Linked DNA regions of Homo sapiens: region 1 is linked to region 2. Evidence: chromatin loops called from intact Hi-C (ENCODE). Cell type or tissue: PC-3. All regions are shown on one strand. Each heading gives the region's core, and the rest is flanking DNA. Links, peaks and the distances in the headings are about the cores only. Region 1 overlaps LOC107985714 (a long non-coding RNA gene). Region 2 overlaps DIAPH2 (diaphanous related formin 2).

Evidence for each region. Hi-C counts contacts between places; a loop is a spot of excess contacts. Peaks named below come from ENCODE experiments on the same cell type or tissue, not always from the same donor. Only the 100,000 strongest peaks of a DNase experiment are listed, where the experiment ranks them.
Region 1: it touches region 2 in a loop (2.7-fold over the local background); 1 of 110 quality-filtered maps calls a loop at or near these places.

The regions. Positions count from the first base shown.
Region 1 is chrX:96,473,899-96,486,005 of GRCh38, reverse strand. All of the region lies in intron 1 of LOC107985714 (a long non-coding RNA gene), which reads left to right. Among named protein-coding and RNA genes, the nearest start is that of DIAPH2, 200 kb to the left of the region's middle. RefSeq lists an enhancer at 1,727-2,546. In PC-3, for the core only: no CTCF peak of the experiment used is centred there; a DNase peak (open chromatin) is centred at 5,715; H3K4me3 peaks cover 146 bases; H3K27ac peaks cover 2,124 bases.
Region 2 is chrX:96,709,596-96,721,702 of GRCh38, reverse strand. The region is part of intron 1 of DIAPH2 (diaphanous related formin 2); the gene reads right to left. Among named protein-coding and RNA genes, the nearest start is that of DIAPH2, 31 kb to the right of the region's middle. In PC-3, for the core only: no CTCF peak of the experiment used is centred there; a DNase peak (open chromatin) is centred at 5,962; H3K4me3 peaks cover 361 bases; H3K27ac peaks cover 1,243 bases.

The DNA of each region.
Region 1 (12,107 bases), core at 2,688-10,687, 240 kb after region 2:
CCTCTCTCCTCTCTTACATATAAATGTGAAAGCCTCTGACTGCAGATATTAACTAGAAGAGAAGGGAAATGTTAGTTTTGTTTGTATTAATCTTCCTAAGACTGATTACAATCACTTTATTGAAGCAACTTATGGAATGGAGGGCAGATTGAATGAAGCGATGCATTTACAAATGACCTAAAGAATCTCATTTTCGTGTTTATTTTCTACTTTCTCCATCTCATGGAGATGGCTCATCTCATGCAGTCATAATATAATAGATTTTACTAAAGAGGGAAAAAGGGGAAAATCTAGAGTTTGGGATGAGTACGGAACTGCATATTCAGTAGGTTCCATATTAAAACCACTGAGATTATATTATATTGAGGTCACTTTAAAATTTTATGCTAGTGGTATAGTGATTGTCAGAAAGCGATTGGTATTAGCACATCTTCTTGGATCTGGAAACTGAAGATACAAGTTTTTAGTCATAAAGGGAGTGAATTTTAAAAAAGAAATTAAGACTATATGATATTTAGATATTTTAATTATTTAAGCTTTGCTCCTATTGTGTTATTTTTAATATGATAATTGGAATACATGTGGTTAGATATTTTAATAAAATATGAAAAAATTACAATTGACATAATTAACCATCCCAGGGTTATGAGACAATAACCAATACACTATTGTCTAACAAATAGTATCTCAGCTCTAATTGCAGCTAAACTGTCCAGCATAAAGAAAGCATTTTAGAAATTCTAGCCCTGCAAAGCCATATTATACAGAGGAATCTTGGACCCTCATCTGAATTCCTATAGCTGTTACTGTCTGTTACGTTCATTTGACACAGAGGTACCATCATATGTTGAGCATTTTGTGTGTATATATCTCATCTTGTCCACTAGACCACAAGTCCTTTAAGAGAAAGGCCTTAGACTTTATATCTCTAACAATTCTTTGTGTAGATGGTGCTAATTTAGTCTTATTACAAGGTGCATAACATGCAGATTTCTTTTTTTTTTTGAGATGGAGTCTCACTCTGTTACCAGGCTGGAGTACAGTGGCACAATCTCGGCTCACTGCAACCTCCGCCTCCTGGGTTCAAGCGATTCTCCTGCCTCAGCCTCCCGAGTACCTGGGATTACAGGCATGTGCCACCACGCCCAGTTAATTTTTGTATTTTTAGTAGAGACAGGCTTTCACCATGTTGGCCAGGATGGTCTTGATCTCTTGACATGTTGATCCGCCCACCTCGGCCTCCCAAAGTGCTGGAATTACAGGCGTGAGCCACTGCACCTGGCCAACATGCAGATTTTATATTAAATTTTTTTTGCTTGTAATGCCTAACAATAATGAAGAGTACCTGGGTAATAGTACTCTATGAACCTAAGAATAGTTTAAAATTAAAGCTACTAAAAACGAAATAGAAATGACTATTTTAGCTTTGGCATGGGACATTTTTGGTGTGTAATTTTGATAACAATGTGTTGTTGATAATCTCACACTGGAAAGGCTAAATATAATGCATGTGCCATAATATATAAGTATGCTTAAAGTTCTTGTATCTGTTACCAAGGTTTTTGTTTATAATCCTTGAAATACTGTCATAGTCAAATTGCATTGGAAGAGAAAAGTCATGGAAACATTTTCATTTTAATCTGTTTACTGAATTTTAGAGTTGCTTTTTGTTGGCCCAGGTTTTCAAAGAAATGACATTTGGTACTGTAGTCAGTGCTTGCTATTTGTTTTTTAACTACAGTAATACAAGATCATCTTATTTCTCTATATAAAGGGAATTCTGCTCTGTATAATTCCTGAAGAATTAATTCAGCCATTATTTGAGACAATGTGAAAGAAACAATCACTGTAAAGTGACACAAAAATAATTTCAATTAGATTCACAGTGTTCAGTTTGCAGGCTCTATCATGACATTTAGATGCTAGAGTTAAACTATGTGATCCATTAACAATTAGACATTAACACCCTTTTCTTCTGTCTCTCTTCATGCAAATGGAGTGTCAGGAGTATAAATGCTGTCTGAACCTCAAGGAATTATAGAGGTAACTTTCTGCCCTCATTGTATGTCAAATTACTAGACTATTAGATTAACAAAAGAAATACTTATGACCTGCTGACCAGATTTTTGGCATCCCCTCAGCCTTCCAAATCCTGTGGTGATATTCAGTGCCTCTTAATTTACACGACAAAGCAAATGTTGTATGAAAGCAAGGTGGTTATTGAGCCTTGGAGGTTGCTAATAGCTTTGCAATTATCCCTTGCACTTTCATGGTGGCGGAGTATAGATGGCATCTTTGGTTCCTTCCAATTCTAATATTTGAATAATTTTAACAGTTATGAGAAATAGTTGAGCTGCTCTCAGTGGCTACTGTGGTCAAATGCCAGGATTCCTGCTAAATATGTACACGTGTAGCTATGCACAAAACGAAAAACACTTGGTCCATGCAAATTAATTTTCAAAAATAAGCATAGTGACCCTCTGTGTCTTTGTGCATACCCTCTGCTCTAGTCTGAAATGTCCTTTGGACCCTCTCTCAGGTCATGAGTCAAAGGTCACTTCCACTGTAAGATCATTTTCGGCTGCTCCAGAAGGATTAGGAACTTTGTCCATGATTCCCGTTTCTCCAGGCCTCACCAGCCTTTGAGTTTCACGTAAATAATAATACCTCAAATAAGTTGTACATGCCCCCATCTGTTTGACACATGACTACAGGTTTCTTTAAAGATCCTTCCCCCAAGAGTTTCTGGAACGTTTCAAGGGTTCCCTTATGTGTATTTGTTACAGGTAGTTAGACAGATATGAGTGGGGCAGGAGAGGGCTCTTCCCCCACCCACCAGTTAATGTCAGGTGATGGTTCAACAATTATCACATTGCCTCTCTAAAAATGATAATTCGGCAACCGTGCCAGGGAGAGACAATCTCCTGATGGTCCACAGCTGTTACATTAGAGTGTTAATTGAATGCAGGCACCAGGGAGAAGCAAAAAGAGCTTCCAATAAAATCGCAGGTACTGGGTGAGTGAGCCTGGGCATGTACATTAAGAGACAAAATGGTGGAGTATGACCTTCTGGGGGCACTCCACCGGAAAAGGGAAGAAACCCTCAGATGGGCATGCATGCAACTTCTAAACACACTGCGCGTGCTCACCTCCCAAGCGTAAGGAGGGCACTGCGCATGTGGGCAGCCCACACTAAGGGAAGAAGCATGGGAAAGGGGTGCAATACACCAGAAGTGGGTCAGCCTATAAAGTCCTAAGATCAAAGTTAAATGCCACACTTGACCTTCTTGGTGCCCACCTGGGTCTCTTCCAAGTGTACTTTCCTTTCTTTCCTGCTCTAAAGCTTTTTAATACAATTTCACTCCTGCTCTGAAACTTGCCTTGGTCTTTTTTTCTGCCTTATTCCCCTCAGTTGGATTGTTTCTTCTGAGGAGGCAAGAACTGAGGTTGCTGCAGACCCATGTGATTCTCTGCCAGTAACTCAGATACTTTCTACCAGTAACATATTTATGAACAAATCAGTCCACTGAGTGCAACAGCACCTTTACCAGGCTGCCTACTTCTTTTACTTGCTCTTGTTTGTCTCTAGTATTACCCTCTATTGATGAGGGATCCCATGGAATGATGCCTATAACCCCAAGTACTTTGTAACTGCCCATCGGGTTTACCTCACCTGCTGCCTAGACAAAGCCAATTTATCAAGACAAGGGAATTGCAATGGAGAAAGAGTACTTCATAGAGCTGGCTGTGTGGGAGACTGGAGTTTTATTACTCAAATCCGTCTCATGGAGAATTTGGGGATTGGCGTTTTAAACAGATATTTTGGCGGCTAGGGGCTAGGAAAGTGGGAAGTGCTGATTGGTCAGGTTGGAGGTGGAATCATAGGGGATCGAAGTGAGGTTTTCTTGCTGTCTTCTGTTCCTGGGTGGGAAGGCAGAACTGGTTGAGCCAGATTACCAGTCTGGGTTATGTCAGCTGATCTATCCAGTGCAGGATCTGCAAATATCTCAAGCACTGATCTCAGGTTTTACAATAGTGATGTTATCCCCAAGCAATTTGGGAAGTTCAGACTTTTGCAGACAGAGGCTGCATGACCCCTAAACCATAATTTCTAATCTTGTAGCTAATTTGTCAGTCCTACAAAGGCAGACTGGTCCCCAGGCAAGAAGGGGTCTTTTCAGTAAAGGGCTATTATCAATTTTGTTTCAGAGTGAAACCATAAACTGCACTTCTTCCCAAGGTTACTTCGGCCTATGCTCAGGAATGAACAAGTACAGCTTAAAACTTAGACGCAAGATGGAGTCAATTAGGTCTAATCTCTTTCACTGTCATAATTTCCTCAGTTTAAAATTTTTGCAAAGGCGGTTTCAACTTAAGAGTTTAGGACTTATTTGAGGCTGGATCAAGAGGCTAATACAAATGACATACATCATGTTCTACCCAATATCACTGCACCCCTAGAGGACTGACTGTACTCCTGGACCCCTCTTTTCTCAGGAAGAGTGATTCCAAGATGCTCCTTAGCACATGGACTTTAACTGGGTTTATTCAACCAGTTTGCAAGATATGTCTATTCTTGTCTGATCATGCACAGACTCAAATTGAGACTCCCATAATTTTATTTTAAAATGATAAGCTGCATCTTTAAGATGATTTGATGTAAGACCTGGTAGGTGTAAGATCCACTGAAAGAGAGAAAATCATTTTCTGCAATTAGATAACCCAGTGACTCCCATCCTTAGTTATCTCGGTTGTTTCTCTTAGTTTGTGTACACTGATTCCCCCATCCTCACCTCATCCCACTACTTGTACTAACTCGGTTCATGGCAACTCCCAGAAATCTTTCCATACAAACCTTGATTATTGTCTTCTGTGACCCTGACTCATGGATGAGATAGGAACCCTGAATACCTTTTTCTCAATCTTCCTATCCAGCTTCTATCTTATTGGATACAGCTAGTATAGCCCTTCTCCCACTCTACTGTAATAATTCAATATTGTCAACTCTGTCCCAAGTTCAGATAATTTTGGTAATGGGTATTGCCAGGTGCTCTTTTCATGAGCAGTTTTCCCAGGCCTATATCCAGCTTCTCTGCTTTCTGTATTAGGATGGTAGGCACAAACAGGCTGGCAAGTGTTGTCAGAGAAATGGCTGTCAAATATGCTGATGAAAAGTCTGTTTTGCTTGAGAGATATTAAGAAAATAGAAAAATCTATATAAACCTCATTTTTATATTTTTTAAGAAATTAGATTGTTTTAAATTAACAGCTTAATTAAGATATAATTCACATATAACACATTTCACCCTTTTAAAGTGTACATGTTAATATTGTTTAGCATATTTACACATATGTGCAATCATTATCACAGTCAATTTTAGAACATTTTCATCACCTCAAAAAAAAAACAAAACAAAACAAAACTGTGCACCCTTTAACTATCACCTTCATCCCATAAACCTTCCCAGACCTAAGTAAACACTATCTACTGTCTCTATGGATTTGCTTATTCCGGATATTTCATATAAATAAAATCATCTAGTATGTGATCTGTTGTGACTGTCTTCTTCCAATTAGCATAATGTTTTCAAAGTTCATCTCTCTGGTAGCACGCATCAGTATCTCGTTCTTTTCTATGACTAAATAATGTTTCATTGTACAGTTATGCTATAATTTGTTTATCCAGTCATTCATTGATGGACATAGGACTGTTTCCATTCTTTGGCTATTGTGAATAGTGCTGCAGTGAGTCACATGCGTACACGTACTTCTTTGAATACTTGTTTTCAATCTTTTGGGTATATACCTACGAGTGAACTTGCAGGGTAATAAGGTAATTCTATGCTTTTTATTTTTATTTTTATTTAGGCAGGATCTCACTATATCACCCAGGCTAGAGTGAATTGGCATGATCATGGCTCACTGCAGCCTCGACCTCCCAGGCTCAAGTGATCTTTCCACCTCAGCCTCCAGAGTAGCTGGGACTACAGGCATGTGCCACCATGCCCAGCTAATTTTTAAATTTTTTTTAGAGACGAGGTCTCATTACGTTGCCCAAGCTTGTCTTGAACTTTTGGGCTCAAATGATTCTTCCACCTCAGCCTCCCAAAGTGCTAGCATTACAGGTGTGAGGCACTGTGTCTGGTCTTATGTTTGACTTTTTGAGAAACCCCCAAACTGTTTTCCATAGTGGCTGAACCATTTTCCATTCCCTACCAGCAATGTTTAAGGATTCCAATTTCTCCATGTCTTTACAAACACTTGTTCTTTTCTGTATTTTCAATGATAGCCATCCTAGTGGTTGTGCATTGTTGCAGTTGTGATTTGCATTTCCCTAGTATCTAACGATGTTAAATATCTTTTCCTGTGCTTATTGGCCATTTATATACTTTCTCTGGAGAAATCTCTAAGTGATTTGCTCATTTTAAATTGGGTTATATGTCTCTTTGTTGTTGAGTTGTAAGAGTTCTATATATAGTCTGGATAGTAGGCCATTTTCAGATACATGATTTTTAAATATTTTCTTCCCTTCTGTAGGTCATCATAACTTTCTTGATAATGTTCCTTCATGCAGAAAATATTTTAAAAATTTTTGACGATGTCTAACTTATCCATTTTTTCCATTCTTATCCATTGTTGAACATTCTTATCCATTGTTCATGCTTCGAGTGTCATATCTAAGAATCCACTGCCAAATCCTAGGTCATCAAGATTTACCTTTATGTTTTCTTCTAAGAGTTCTATGGTTTTGGCTCTTATTTTTAGGTTGATCATCCATTTTGAATTAATTTTTGAATATGGTATGAGGTAGGGGTCCAACTTTATTCTTTGCATGTGGATATCCAGTTGTCCTAGCACAATCTGTATAATAGACTATGTTCCCCCATTAAATGGTCTTGGCTCCCCTGTTGAAAATCAGTTGACTATAGACACATAGATGTATTTCTGGACTCTCAATTCCATTCCAGTGATCTATTATGTCTCTCCTTATGCCAGTACAACACTGTTTTGATTACTGTCGTTTTGTAGTAAGTTTTAAAATCAGGAATTGTGAGCCCTCCAACTTTTGTTCTTTTTCAAGATAGTTTTGGCTATTCTGAGTTTCTTGCAATTCCATATGAATTTTAGAATCATCTTGTGAATTTCTACAAATAAGCCAGCTGGAGTTCTGATAGAGATTGTGTTGAATGTGTCAATTAATTTGGGGAATATTGCATCTTAACAATATTAGATCTTCTGATACATAAAAAAAGATATTTTTCCAATTATGTAATCTTCTTTAGTTTCTTTCAACAGTTTTATAGATTTCAAAGTATACGTTTTGAACTTATTTTGTTAAATTAACAAAATTGTCTTGTTTAATTGCCCTGGCTAGAACCTCCAGTACTCTGTTATGAACAAATGGCAAGAATGGAATCCTTGTCTTGCTCTTAATCTCAGGGAAAATGCATCCAGTCTTTCACCATTAAGTATGACATTAGATGTGAGTTTTTCATAGATGTCCATTACCAGTTTAAGAAAATTTCTTTCTATTCCTAGTAAGAAATTATGTCTTTTAAATCAAAACATATGCAATTAAATTTAGGCATTAAAAATTATTATTTTTCCATTACTAAAGGGTTTCATTTTTCTGACAAATATTTCAGAGTTTAGGAATCTCCTGGTCTTTAAAAAGCAATATTTCATTAAACATTACCCTGTAGCTAAACTCTGGCCAAATTTATATTTTTGTCTCCAGATCTTTCAATCTCCCTCTCCCTATGTTACCTACTGGTTTTATTACACAAAAAATGTACTCAAATGTCAAGTGTTGTAATTAGATATTGCAGAGAGTGGGGATTTAAAATACTAAGTGATGTTCTTTACTACTCCCAAACTATAGAATAGATTAGAATGAAACCAATACTCTTGATACAATCTGTCCCTAAAATAGAAGCACACAGGAGCTAATCTTTATTCCTGGGTCTTTTCTCTTTCACCTTCACCTTCACTGTGTCGTGTACCTTGTGTCCAAGGTCTCTGGTGCCATGCCTTTGGCAATGCCTTGGAATTGTTTCTGAGTCAATCCTCTTGAGACAAGCAGCTTCTCTACTTAACCTGATGCAGCAGTAATGCAAAGGAAGACTTTCTAAATACTACACCTATGGAAATGAGTAGAATCACTGCTCAATAACTAGTAATTTAAGATTCGTATTCTAGAAATTAAATCATGGGAAATATTTCAAAACTAGATAGATTTTATGCAGTCTGAGGGTTGCTTAGCATTGCTTCAATACGTGGAGAAGCATAACCCTCATGGATCAGCAAGGGAAAAGCCACAGGACTTTGAAGTATGAATTATCTCTGTCTCCACACAAGAAGAGACTCAACTCAAATAGATAAATAGCTTTTTTTTTTTTTTGCCACAATCATTAAGTGGAAGCATGGATGTTTTGAATACCAAGGAATACTCAAGAATATATTATGCTGCATCTATCAGGAATGCTTTTAGTTGCAAATAACAGAAAATCTGAGTAAGAGTGGATTAAACAAATAAGAATTTATTTTTCTCACTTAAGTCTAAATGTGGTTTTCAAAGTGTGATCCACGGACCCCTGTGGGTCCTCAAGATCTTTTTAACAATAATTATAAGATTTTATTTGCCTTTTTTCCTGTTAACATTTGTATAGATGATGCTAAAGCAACAGAGGCTAAAACTGCTGGCATCTTAGCAAAGGGGTGACACCAAACTGTGCTGGCAGTAGTCATTGGTATCCTTCACTGCCATGAATTTGTGGAAAAAAAAAAAAAGCAAGTTCTACTTTAGAACATTCTTGAAGAAACAGTAAAATGTTAATTTTATTAAATCTCAACCCTCGAGTACACATTTTCTTAACATTCTGTGGGATAAAATGGAAAGTTTTAATAAGGTACTTCTGCTGCACACTGGAGTTTGATGGTTGTCTCAAGGAAAGAACTTGCAGAATTGAGTAACGAGCTGAATTGTCTGCTTTCCTCATGAAACATCATTTTTACTGTGGTGATACAGACTTGGGTATTTGGCAGATATTTTCTTGAAAATGAACAAAATAAGTCTGTCATTTTTAAGGAAAACAATTTAAAGTATTTGTTGCTGATAATAACATTCAAGCTTTCAAGTGAAAATTAGAGTTCTGGAAAAACTTACATCTGCCACCATGAGCTTGTCAGCTTCCCAACTTAAAGACTTGGTGGAATCAATGGTGGTATTAACAAATGTGATTTTTCGATATTTCATTATAAAATGGGTCATTAATTAGAAGTCCTGCATCACTCAGTGGGCCAGTATTTTCCAAATAATAAATTAATACCTCATGGTATGAACTAATAAGTGGATAGAAGACCCATTCAAAATGAAAGATTGAAAAATAGCTTTTAATATAATACAGTATGAAAAGCTCATTGATATGACTTCAGCTTCCATATTGCAATTGATCTTTTAAAAAAAACTATCGCTTGTTAAATTTCAGTGTAGTATCAAGCAGAAATATCTACGTTATCTGAAAAGGCCATTAACATACTCCTTTTTCAAACTAAATACCTGTGTAAGGCTAGAATTTCTTCATATAATTGAACCAGAACAGCATATTACAGCAGATTGAATTCAGAAGGAGATGAGTCCAGCTGTCTTCTATTATTCCAGACTTTGAAGAAATTTGCAGAAATGTCAAACAGTACTACTCCTTTCCCTAAATTTATTTTTTGAAAATATGATTTTCATGAAAATGTTTCTTATGTTAACATGTAATAGATATTCTTTTTATGTTTAAATAAATTAATAAATAAAATTTTAAAAAATCTCTCCATTTTTATTTATACTATGGTAAACATCAGTGGATATGTTCCATATTAGAGAAAGGTTTTAGGCAATCCTCAATAATTTTAAAAAACTCTTTACTTTGAAATAATTTTAGATTTACAGAAGAGTTACAGAGATAACAGCTTCTACATATCCTTTATTCAGCTTCCTCTGTTAACGTTTTATATAAACATTACACATTTATCAAAGCTGAGAAATTAATATTCCTCAATAATAAGTGTGATTATAAAGAGTTCTGAGACCAAAAAGTTTGAGATCTGCTGTTCTACAGGTAAGCAGTTGCTAATATTGGTTCAGCTGCTCAACAGCACCATCAAAGACCCAGAAATTATGTCTTTTATTTCCTTTCTATTGTCTTTTTGTCTTATGATTATCATCTCATGGTTGTAAGATGGCTCAGAGGTCCAAATTTCTCTTCTTAGTCTAAGGCTGAAATAAGAGGGAAGACAGTGTCAGCAAGCTCTCCTTTTATGCCCTGTCCCTTTTACCAGGAAGCAAAATGTTTTCTAGCAAGAGCCCACCATGCTCTCTTTAATATCTTATTGGTCAGAACTCACCAAGCTATAGCTTGGCCTAGAGGCCCAACCCTAGATAAATTGCTAGGGGAAGACAATGGAACTAAAATGACTAGAACAATTAGCTTACCAACTGGGGCTGGGTTAGAGCTCTGTCCACCCTGAGATTAAGGGATATCTACCTACTCCTTGAAAAAAGTCAGGTTCTAGTATTAAGGAAGAAGAGTGGAGACAATTGCTTTTAGGTGGAGAATTGGTATTTTAACTGTCAGGCTGGAATTTCTATAAGAGATTATAGGATTGAAAAGTGAACGGGCTACTGAATACATCCTGATTTTACAAGTGTGGAGGGAGTGGTGGCATTATTTGGGACTACATCTAGCCACTTTAAACACCTGGCACACAAATACTAGCACTAGACCTTGAATTGCTATTTATCAGCAACTCCCTCTACACATTTCATAGTAATGTATAAGAAGATGGCAAATAAGAGAGTAACTCTCAATTCCAATTTATTCCATTGACAATAATTCCAGGAAATCTCAAAATGTGAATGAAAATGACTTTCATCTGAAGGGCTTGCCAGGATGTAGGGTAGAAGGTGAGGTTGAAGAGGAAATTTAGGGCTAGGACTTAGGTGTTTCTCTATTCGCATAACATGTGGAGTGAGCACAAAAGGAGCAGCACATCATAAAATTGAATGACTCAAAGCCATTCTGGGAATAATGTAGGAGGAAAACTGTGCCAGAGACCCATAAAGAAAGAACTCTTAGAGAATAGAATTGTCATTAAACCCCACTGTCAATATGCTTGTAATCATAGTAGTACAAAATCTGGAAAGATTCCAATACATATAGATTAATATGCTTTTAACCTGCACACTAAGAGTATACAGAACCTTAAATATAAAGTGCTTTGCACTGTTTGGTAAGCAGCCAGTATTTTATCATACTAAATTTATAAAAGAATATTATTAAGTTGGTGCAAAAATAATTGCGGTTTTTGCCATTTGGCAAAACCAGACAGGAATAGTAGCAACTATTTGGCAAATGTCACGGGCCAGCAAACAGGAATAGTAGCAATCATTTGGCAAAAACTGCAACTACGTTTGCACAAATCTAATATCGTATATCTGACTCATGAGCATAACAAAGTATGTATGTATACAAGGAAGTAACTCAAGGGAAATTCACTTTATCTTGGTCTATGTCATTTCCTACTGTAGTGACCTGGACATTGGATTTCTTTTACCTAAGTCTCAATGCAAGCAGCTGTTCTATACCTCTTATTCCTTGGAATCTTCTTACAAAGTATGAGGAGTAGTATAAGCCTCTTCTTCTAGCTTAGTATATGTAGTGTTAAATCCAGATGTAAATTTTGTGATTGCTACATATTATAAGCAAGGACAATCCTTTCAACTTGGTCACTGTATAACAGAAAGCATTCATAGCAGCAACTCCCACCCCACCCAGAGACAGAATGCATAAATCTGCCTTTGGGATTCCAGTGTATTAAAACACTGGAACTGATTACTTAACCTACTATCCCAGGTGTATTCTACAGTTGGAATTCATGTGTTTTCTTGAATCATTTTGGGAATCACTTCTATGTATAGGTTACTCTATTCCCTCTAATTAGCAGGGTAGCCCACAGTAGTCTTCTAACAGACCACTTTCAAAATAGTCTATTAGCTTGTATGGTGATAATCCCCAGCTTTGTTTATGTATCTCTCCCAAGATCCCAAGGTATTTTTA
Region 2 (12,107 bases), core at 1,846-9,845:
TATGATGCATGACCCATCATAGTAGAGGGAAGCACCTCAACATATTCAATAGTTCCCTTGGCTGAAAACCACTGAAACTGTTTGACCTGACATGTTAGATCATTTACATAGTTTACTTTCAGAATTTGAGCAAGGGCTATGGAGCACAAAGGTCATGTGTCTCCTAGATCACTTTACATAAACTTAGCTTGTGTATAAAGCTGTTAAATTTATTTTCAAACACAGGCTTTGTGTTCATTAGTCAGCACTTGACTAGCCAACTGTAAAATATAAAACAGTCAGTAAGCAACAAATGCACTCTCATGAGCATATACCAGAAGATTTTCCCATGGTATTTGCATTTTAAAACTATAGAAGGACAATGACATGAAATAAATGTTAATGATCTCTGCAAAGTGAATTTTCAGTTTGGATTTGCATTAAAAATATTTATCCTATTTATTTAAATTACATGACAAGAAGATTAGATACACCCATAATACATAATAAATCTTTAAACAAACATAAAAACTTCCCAGTTTCTGCTTTCTTCTACCTAATTTTAGTTCCAGCAACATGCAAAATGAGTATATTAACTTAATCCCTCAGGTACTTGATGATTTCAAGATAAACTCTGGAGACAGCCAACAGCAAAAAAATTCATTTTCTTTGACCTAGCTTGGTCAAACAGAAGCTTCCCTCCAGTTCCAGTAAGAAGGTAGAACCACAGGCCTAAGAGTCCTACTGAATGGAATCAGGACAAGGAAAACCAGTATACAATGAGGTCACATGTATAACATGTTACTAAAAAGTTTCCTAGTCTCTACATCTCATATGTTTTAATTACATCATTCTAGGGTACAGTTTTATTGGGGAGGGACTAGAACTGAAAACAAATCAGAAAGGATTACTTCAGAAATACCCATTTATAACCGAGTGGTTTGTTGCAAGCTCTCTGGAAGTATATTTATCACAAGTAAAATCCATCAAATTGACAGGACATTTTCTGTCAAAATCCATGTTGATGTGACCATCCAGCCCAAATGTTAACATTTGTTCTTACGGAACAGTGACTTGAATTTTCTTCTGGCTTCTCTTTTCCCTGCCAGCATGACCAATGAGAATGTTCTAGCTTAAAGAACATACAAAGTTATGCTAATAAAATAATCCCCAAACTGTATTATATATATTTAAAGTATTCTAATAAGGTTTTGCTGAATTTTTCCAATAATCAAGGGTGAAAATACCTTAAGCATCATGTGACAAGGCAAAACCTAGAAGAGAGACTGAGAAGTATGCTCTCAATCTCTTCGAGTGTAAGTAATAAACTGTATTGTTCTTGTTAGTACCAAAATTCTGTATCTATGCTATATTTTTAATAAAAATACAATATGTGCCTGAGCTGGAGCCTGTGGTATGTGAGCCCAGAAGGATAGAATTTTGACCAAGGCTGGAGAGATTTTTGTAATAAACAACAGGCAAGGAAAAGATACATCACATGACCAGAGAAACAATAATTAGAAGGAAAAATGTTTGGAAACTGAAAGAAGCTATATGTACACAGTTTTTAAGGACTAATGAAGTTCAGTAAAGGAATTGCCAAATAACTATTAAGCAAAATAAAAGGAGACTGTCAGATTGAGGTTAAGATAATTATTGAGTAAGCAATTTTGACCCGAATCCAAGAGGTTATACCTGGAGTCTAAGCAAGAAAGTTGGAAGGGGTTGGTTAACGTTCAGCCATGATTAACCAGATGCTCAGGTAGAAGGGTAGAAAAGTGAAAGAGAATTGTAAAAATCCCGATCACTTTAATTAACCATGTCACAAACTGGTTTTTGTGTTTTCATTTTTTACTTTTGTTTTTGTTTTTGATGCATCCCTATCAAAATACCAATGACATTCTTCACAGAAATTTTTTTTAAATGGTAACTGTTATACAGAACCACAAAAGATACAGAATAGCCAAAGCTATGCTGAGAAAAAAAGAACAAAACCGAAAGCATCAGATTACCTGACTTCGAATTATACTATAGAGCTATAGTAACCAAAACAGCATGGTACTGGCATAAAAACAGACACAGAGACCAATGGAACGGAATAGAGAACACAGAAATAAGTCCATAAATCTACAGTGAACTCATTTTCAACAAAGGTGCCAAGAACATACATCGGGTAAAGGACAGTTTCTTCAATAAATGTAATGAGAAAACTAGATCTCCATATGCAGAAGAAAGAAACTAGACCCCTGTGTCTCTCCATATACAAAAATGAAATCAAAGTGGATTCAAGACTTAAATCTAAGACCTCAAATTATGAAACTGTTACAAGAAAACATTGGGGAAGGTCCTCTAGGACATTGGACCGGGCAAAGATTACTTGCATAATATTCCACAAGCACAGGCAACCAAACCAAAAATGGACACATAAGATCACATCAAATTAAAAAATCTTCTGCACAGCAAAGGAAACAATCAACAAAGTGAAGAGATAACCCACAGTATAGGAGAAAATATTTGCAAACTACCCATCTGACAAGGGATTAATAACCAGAATATATAAGTAGCTCAAACAACTCTATATAGAGAAAAAAATCTAATAATCCAATTTTAAAATGGACAAAAGATCTGAATAGACTTTTCTCAAAAGAAGACATACAAATGGCAAACAGGTATATGAAAAGGTGCTTAACATCATTGATCACGGAAATGCAAATCAAAATTACAGAGGTATCATGTTACCCCCAGTTAAAATTGCTTTTATCCAAAAGACAGGCAATAACAAATGCTGGCAAGGATGTGGAAAAGAGGGATTCCTCGTACACTGTCGGTGGGAATGTAAATCAGTACAACCGCTACGGAGAATAATTTAGCAGTTTCTCAAGAAACTAAAAATAGAAGTACCATATGATCCAGCAATGCCACAGCTGAGTATATACCCAAAAGAAAGAAAATAAGTATATTAAAAGAGATATCTGCTCTCTCATGTTTATTGTGGCACTATTCATAACAGCCAAGATTTGGAAGCAACCTAAGTATCCATAAACAGATGAATGGATAAAGAAAACGTGGTGGCTGGGCACAGTGGCTCACGCCTGTAATCCCAGCATTTTGGGAGGCTGAGGCGGGTGGATTACCTGAGGTCAGGAGTTCAAGACCAGCCTGGCCAACATGGTGAAACCCCATCTTTACTAAAAATACAAAAATTAGCTGGGTATGATGGCACGCGCCTATAGTCCCAGCTACTTGGGAGGCTGAGGCAGGAGAATCGCTTGAACGTGGGAGGCAGAGGTTGCAGTTAGCTGAGATCATGCCACTGCACTCCAGCTTAGGCAACAGAATGAGACACCATAAAAAAAAAAAAAAAAAAAAAAAAAAAAAAAAAAAAAACAAAGAAAATGTGGTACATATATACAATGGAGTACTATCCAGCCATAAAAAAGAACAAGATCTTGTCATTTATAACAGCACAGATGGAACTAAAGGACATGTTAAGTGAAAAAAAAGCCAGGCACAGAAAGGCAAACGTTGCATGTTTTCACTTATTTGTGGGATCTAAAAAAATTATAACAATTGAACTCATGGAGATAGACAGTAGAATGATGTTTACCAGAGGCTGGGAAGTTGGAGAGTGAGGTGTGGGGATGGTTAATTGGTACAAAAATAAAGTTAGATTGAATAATTAAGATCTAGTATTTGATAGCACAATCAAGTGACTACAGTCAACAAGTTTATTGTATATTTTTTAAAAACCAAAAGAGTATAATTGGATTGTTTGTACCAAAGGATGTTTGAGGTGATGGTTAGCCCATTTCCCCCAATGTGATTATTATACATTGTATGCCTGTATCAAAATATCTCATGTGAATATATATATATATATATATATATATATATATATATATATATACTATATACCCACAAAAATTAAAAAACATATAAACCAGTGATTCCCAAAAGCCCAAAGAACCCCAGCACAAGAAATATGAAGAAAAGTACACCAAGGCACATCTTAAGTTACTGAAAGCCAGTGTGATAAAGAGCAAATATTAAAAGCAGCCAGAGCGGGTGGGGGAAAGACATGTTATATAAAAGGATAAAAGATAAACCATGCTAACACTAGTCAAAAGAAGGTTAGAGTGGCTGTATTAATATCAGGCAAAGTGGATTTCACAGCAAAAAAAAAAAAAAATCACCTGGTATAAAAAGGGTCATTTCATAATGACAAAGGGGTCAATTATCGGGAGGATATACAGTCCTAAACAGTTATGCCTGTAATAACAGAGCTTCAAAATACACGAAGCAGAAACAGAAAACTACAAGGAGAAACAGACAAATCCACAGTAACAGTCAGACTTCAGTGCTCTTCTCTCAATAATTGATAGAACAAGCAGACAGAAAATCAGCAGGGATATGGAGGCCCCGAACAAGACTCGACCCAACAACAGAAGACTACATATTTTTTGTCAAGTGCACATGGAACATTTACCATAAAACAAAGTCTCAATAAATGTAAAAGTATTCAAGTCATACAAAGTATATTTTCTGACCACAGCAGTCTTTAGAAATCAAAACCAAAAGATTTCTACAAAATCCCCAAATAATTGGAAAATAAACAATGCACTTCTAAGTAAACGATCGGTAGAAGAAGAAATCAGAAGAGAAATTAGAAAATATTTAAACTAAGTAAAATTAAAATCACAAAATATAAGGATTTGTGGGACACCAAAAAGCAGTAATTGGGGAGAAATTTCTAACAATGAATGCCTATATTATAAAATAAGCTCTTAAGTACTCAAATCAATGACCTTCGCTGTCACCTTAGGCAAATAGAAAAAGAAAAGCAAATGAAACTCAAAGTAAGCAAGCTAAAAGAAATAATGGGTCAAAATTTAAATCATGAAATATCAAAATATAGAAAAATAAAACCAAAAGTTGCTTCTTTGAAGATCCATAAAACTGATAAACAATGAGAGAAGACCCAACACTATGGCTTTACTGGGGTGTTCTAGTAAACATCAATTCTACGGCAACTCTTCCAGAAAACTGACAAAAATGCAAACTAATTCTCAGTTTGGGGATGGAAGAGAGGGACGGGAGGTAACCAAGAGGTATAACCCCTTTGAGGGTGATGAATATGTTCACTGTCTTGATTGTGAGGGTGGTTTTCACATACGCAAAGTTTAGTAAACTGTACACATTAAGTATGTGCAGCTTACTGTATGTCAATTATATTTAAATAATAAAGCTGCTGAAATAAACAATACATAAGAGACTATACATCAGTAACTAACTTATCTCCATTATAAGGTATGAAAATAATATAAGGATTGAATTCATTCTTTAATACACTAGAATGTACATACTCAAATCACTTGCTCCTTTTCAAAAACAATAAACTCTGATTACTATTGCAGGCTCTCAAGTATATCCTAGACTCAAAACTAATGTGACCATAAGAATAGCTTTCTCATGTTTCTTACAAAATTAATTCTGAATACAGTTCCCAAACAATCCTAAAGGCATTTTTTAAAATGGTAGCAGCATCAGAACAAAATCAAAACCAAACCCCTATTGAAGGGACAATGATTAAACATATCTGCAAAATGTTGTGCACTTATTATATTAAAGGCTCAGTTTATCCGTTGTCATCTGAGATGTGTTAACACTAAGGCAAAATAAGTTTTCTATCCTAACCAGATGACTGAAAGAGTTGTATGGTTGACCTGGTCCAGAGGAGAGGTACTCAAAGCACAATAAAAGTGTTAGGTTATGCCTTTTGTTTTGGAAGGATACTGCAAGACAAGAAGAAAAAAAAAAAAAAAGATTAAACCAAAAGCAAAGAAGACAACAAATGCATCTTATTCTCATGCTATTACGTCTATGAAAATATTTCTATGATAAGACTGCTACTTTTGGCTATGTTTAAATACATACTGGGTAGCAGTCACTCCCTCAAACCCTAATCGTTTCTCATCATTAAACAAACATGAAAAGACTCACTCTTAATCACACATAAAATTTCTTGTAAAATACTCTAGTCTAGGTCATTGAAGCTTAAAATAGAAATAAAGATGAGGCAAAGCAGCACATTACATCTTGCATGTGCCCCACTTCCTCTTCACTAGGACTATGTAACTCCAATGGTGAAAGAGAATAAATCTTCACTGTGTAATCAATACTGCCACGGGAAAGCATATATAATCCAGCCATAAAGAGTGAAGAATTGCAACAAGTGTCCCTAGAGTGTGACTTTCAAAGACATTTGACTCCATTAATAGCTTGCATATTCATATAGTCAATATTCATAAGGTGAATATTCATGTTAATAATTATTGCCCTGAGTTGAAAACCTGCATTCTGAAGTTCACTGTCAACTGCAAGACTATTTTGTTGCACAAAAATGAATGATGTGAATAAATGCCTTGCTACCTAGATTTTTTTTTATTTGGACTGAGGAGTAATCAAATGATTATCAGAAATAAGCTGCATGCAAGTCTTCACTAAGATTTAAATCATACATGTGATTTTGTGTGCAATATACATTTATCCTATAAGAATGCAAGCAAAGTTTTAGTGTAGTAATTTTTTAAAAGATACAGAACTCTCTAATTCACTATTTAATCATTCATGGCATTTAAGAGAAGTCAAGAAATGTCCCTTGCTTAATAATAACAATTTTTAAAAAGTTACCTAATGTTTTCCTTGCCAGGTCAATAGCTATCACAAATTAATTCACTTGAAAACACACCATTTTTAATACTTAAACATACACAATCATATGTACACACACAGACACATATATACAAAAAATGGGGTTTGAAAAACTTTTGTGTCTAGTCTCTTCTGATATGAAGTTTCAAGTGATTTTGCCCAGCTTTTCTGCTATCTTATAGGTAAAATTCTCCAAGCAAAATAAACTTGCCAAATCAAAACATAGTTATCAATCACTATGGAAAAAAAGAACATTGATACAATTTATTGATTTATTTATTTACTCATTCATTCACTCATTTAACATATATTTAATAAATACTTGCTAAAATGCCAGACACCAGGCTAAGTGCTAGAGGTAAAATGCTGAGCAACAAATGAAACATGATCCATGCTTTCATAGAGCTTACAAACTAATGAGGAAGCTAGACATTAACATATTACACACAGGCCAGGCGCGATGGCTCATGCCTGTAATCCCAGCACTTTGGGAGGCTGAGGCAGATGGATGACCCGAGGTCAGGAGTTCGAGACCAACCTGACCAACATGGAGAAACCCAGTCTCTACTAAAAATACAAAATTAGCCGGGTGTGGTGGCGCATGCCTGTAATCCCAGCTACTCGGGAGGCTGAGGCAGAAGAATGGCTTGAACCTGGGAGGTGTAGGTTGCGGTGAGCCGAGGTCACACCACTGCACTCCAGCCTGGGCAACGAGCAAAACTCCATCTCAAAAAAAAAAAAAAAAAACACACACACAAACTTATGATACGTGCTATAAAGAAGCAATACATGTGCCATGAATGCATATAATGGCAGGTAGTTACTAAATCAATGAGGTAATGAGAGATTGCTGAGCTGAGAAGTCCTAAGGAAGAGTATAGTCTAATTAGAAAAAAAAGTGGAGGCTGTAGGAACAACCTATGCAAAAATCCTTGATATATCTACTTTGGAACACAGTTTGGCAGTGTCTTAGAAAACTAAACATACTCTTACCAAAGGATCCAGCAATAGCACTCATTTACCCAAATGAGTTAAAACTTATGTCCACATAAAAACCTGCACTTGGATGTTTATAGCAGCTTTATTCATAATTGCTGTAATTTAGAAACAACCAAAATGTCCTTCAGTAGGTGAACGGATAAACAGTGGTACATTCAGACAATGGAATATCATACAGTGCTACAAAGAAATGAGCTATCCAGCCATGAAAAAAACATGGTGGAACCTTAGATGCATATTACTAAGTGAAAGAAGCCAGTCTGAAAAGGCTACATACTCTATCATTCCAACTATATGTCATTCTGGAAAAGGCAAAACTATAGAGACAGGAAAAGATCAGTGGTTGCCAGGAGTTAAAGGGAGGGAAGAATAAACAGGTGGTGAATAGAGGATTTTTATGGCAGTGGAATTACTCTGTATGTTCTACTATAATGGTAAATCCATGCCATTATGTATTTGCCTAAAATCACACAAGGCACACCAAGAGTGAACCTGAACTATGGACTCTGGGTGAATGATGTGTCAACATAAGTTCCTTGACTGCAACAAATGTATCACTGTGGTGTAGGATGTCAATAGCAGGTAACCTGTGGGTGTGTGGGAATAGAGGGAATATGAGAACTCTGCTTTCTGCTTGATTTTGCTGTGCACCTAAAACTGCTGTAAAAAATAGAGTTCATCTTAAAAAAAATAAAACACACTAACACACACACACAATCCTTGAGGCAGGAGGTTAGGTTGACACTGCTACAAAGATCACTGATTGCAAAACCTCGGGAAGACATTCTCAAGATAAAGGAAATTTTTTAAAAATTAGGAACAAAGGTACACAAGAAAACAAGCTCAAGTTCAGGCTGTGAGTTAATCCAGGTCCCCTTTATCATCTCTTTTACATGCATGAGTTTGGAAATATGTACTAGTACGTGCCTTGTGCACATAAGTGTGTATGTGCACATCTGTGCACATACACCATACCACTCTTCATAGTAGATAGCCAGACCAATTCCAAGACAAATCATGAGTGGGATCGAATAGCATAAGAAAATAGGGAACCACTAAAAATTGAGACTCCTGCTCTCTCCTCTGCTTGGTAAATTCAAAAGCAGAGAGTATCAAGAGGGATAGTTAAAATGTTTAACTATCTTTGAGTTCCCTGAGAACTTTCGCCAGTGTGGAAAAAAATAAATAGAACTTAATTTTTCAAATCAATGATCAGAAAGTGACCAGAGGATCTATGCATAAAATTTGCAACAAACAAATCTAGATGGACTACAGGTATTATTCTTCATAGATTATGTAAAAAAGATCAAAGAAGGTTTACTTTAGACGAGAGAAACTAAAAATCATAACTGTATTGTTGATGATAAGGACAGGGTGATGAAGATTGATGTGAGATTAATCTTCTTCTATCATAGCAGGCAGGCAATAGATAATATCTAAAATAGATAAGGTAATACATAACATTATAAGCATATTATTTAGAAATAAGGAGAAAACTACCAGACAAAACAAAAGAGTTAACAGGGTTGCCACAGGGTGAGCAACATTAGGAATAGGAAAGGGTGGGGCATCAGTTGTTACTTTTTATGGCAAGCCCTCTGTATGCCTAACTTTAATTATGTACATATGGTACTTTGATAAAAATAAAGATCTTTTTAAGAAAAATTATAAAAGGGGAAGTAAAAGCCAAGCTGGTAGAGCTCTAGAAAAAAAAGGATGAAAAAATTATATAAAAAATCCACAAAAGAAGGAGCAACAACGTTTTTCAGAGAATAAAACATCTGAAAAATAACATTAGGGACCTGGTTGGCAGGCGTGATGAAGTCAAATGAAACACAACTGGGGAGAACAATATATGATGATGACAGAGAAGATGACAGATACAAACATGAAGAAGAGCCAGCATAGTGATGTAGCTAAAGCCACAGAGGAGTTAAGATTAGAACCTAACTCTACCTTTACAACCTCTTTGTAATAAATCTGCTTATTTAGTACAGTTCAATATTCTAAAAATTCAATATCTAGCCATGTGATTACTTTAGTTTGCCAAGGATATCACCCATTTAGAAGTTCAGGGGTTTTTAAATTTATTTTTTACCACAGACCTACTGTCTACAGAAAGTCCACCCTGTGCAAGAACAGAAAATTCTAACAAATATTATGACATTTGAATAGACTGTTACATCTAAAAACTAATATAGATAAACACAGCAACAGCAGAGCTAAAAGAAAAAGCAAGTTATTTCTGAAAATGAAAAAAAGTAAAAAAAAAAGTTGTCTTTACCTCATATACTATCTCTAATAGTTTACCCATTTGATTCACTATACAGCCAGGATAACACATAGGCATTCAATCATTTTGTACCAGCAATCTATATACACAAATTCTAAAACTATTACTCTAACCAGTTGTTAATTTTCCTCCCATGCATCTGACAAAGGACATCCAGCATCTACAAGGAACTCAAATCAGCAAGAAAAAAACAAATAATCCCATCAAAAAGTGGGCAAAGGACATAAATAGACAATTCTCAAAAGAAGATATGCAAATGGCCAACAAACATGAAAAAATGCTCAACATCACTAATTATCAAGGAAGTGCAAATTAAACCCACAATGCGATACCACCTTACTCCTGCAAGAATGGCCATAATCTAAAAATCAAAAAATAATAGATGTTGGCATGGATGTGGTGAAAAGGGAACACTTTCACATACTGCTGGTGGGAATGTAAACTAGTACAACCACTATGGAAAACAGTATGGAGATTCCTTAAAGAACTAAAAGTAGATCTACCATTTAATCCAGCAATCCCACTACCCAAAGGAAAAGAAGTCATTATATGAAAAGGACACTTGCACATGCATGTTTATAGCAGAACAATTAGCAACTGCAAAAATATGAAACCAGCCTAAATGCCCATCAGCCAGCAAGTGGATAAAGCAAATGTGTTATGTATACAACATGGAATACTACTCAGCCATAAAAAGGAATGAAATAATGGCATTTGCAGCAACCTGAGTGGAGTGTTGGAGACAATTATTCTAAGTGAAGTAACTCAGCAATGTAAAACCAAACATCATTTATTCTCACTCATAAGTGGGTGCTAAGCTATGAGGATGCAAAGGTATGAGAATGATGCAATGAATTTTCAGGAGGGAGGGTGAGGGATAAAAGACTACACATTGGGTACAGTGTAAACTGCTCAGGTGACAAGTGCACCAAAATCTCAGAAATCACCACTAAAGAACTTATCCATGTAACCAAAAACCCCCCGTTCCCCCAAAACTACTGAAATAAAAATAAAATATTTAGAAAAAATTTTCCCTCCTCATCATATGGTGGGAGTGGAGGGGGGTGCTATTATGGAGGAGTATTACATATGTGATCCAAAGATTGACTAGCATTAGGCATTCAAATCTAGAGCATTAATCCACACAAAGTAAAAAGAGAAAAATGTAAATTTCTTTATTATCCATGAAAAGCAATCAACACAAATATAGAATCACCAGAAAGAATGTGGCAGACAGGAGAGTAAAGCAGCAATTTACAATGAAAATGTGATATGGTATATCCTTCTGCATATAAATTCTAACCATTTGACTACTATACATACAATCATTAAAAAGACATAAATGGTCAGTGGCTAAGTACATTATTTTTTCGATACAGCCTGGACAAAAAGTCAATCCAGCAAATATATTGCTTTATTCATCCTACCCTGAAGGCTGAGCCTAGGTAGTCTCACTGAATGACAGTTTATCTGCATTTGAAAAGAACTATTGTGGTAGGAGAAAGGTTTTAGAATCCCCTTATCAGATTTCACTTCTAAATAATACTTAGCAACCTCCCAAACAAAAATCCTACTAAAAACAGCAGGAGTACTAAGATAATGTCAAGGTACAAATATATAGAATTCCTCAAGATTACCTAAGAGGAACCACAAATGTTCCAGAAAGTATGTCCCTGGATAAGTACCGTACTTGAAAAAATCTTTAATGGCAAGGACTCAGTCACTATATACTGAAATCATTCCCTACTTTATCATGTTCACAAAATAAAATTACCATATTCAATAAATGCCTTTATCTGTCATGGAAAGAATGTTATAACAAAGCAACAATTTGTGATTAGTAAATTCTAAATAATTAGAATAAAATCTGTTTGACTACGATGATCATTCAACAAACTTTGATTCGAAGGTATGCTGGTCCTTCACTACACCTAGAAATGGCAAAGAAGGGAAATGTTAACTAGAACGTCATTTCATAGCATGGAAAACGAGCTTTTACTGTAAAGTATTATACAGACATGATAAGGTCCAGTGTGTGGTTAATTTTTTTAAAGTTGGTAATGGAGGAATCATTAAAAGCAAACATTACCTTCAACATTTTAATTTATGACATCAAAATACACAT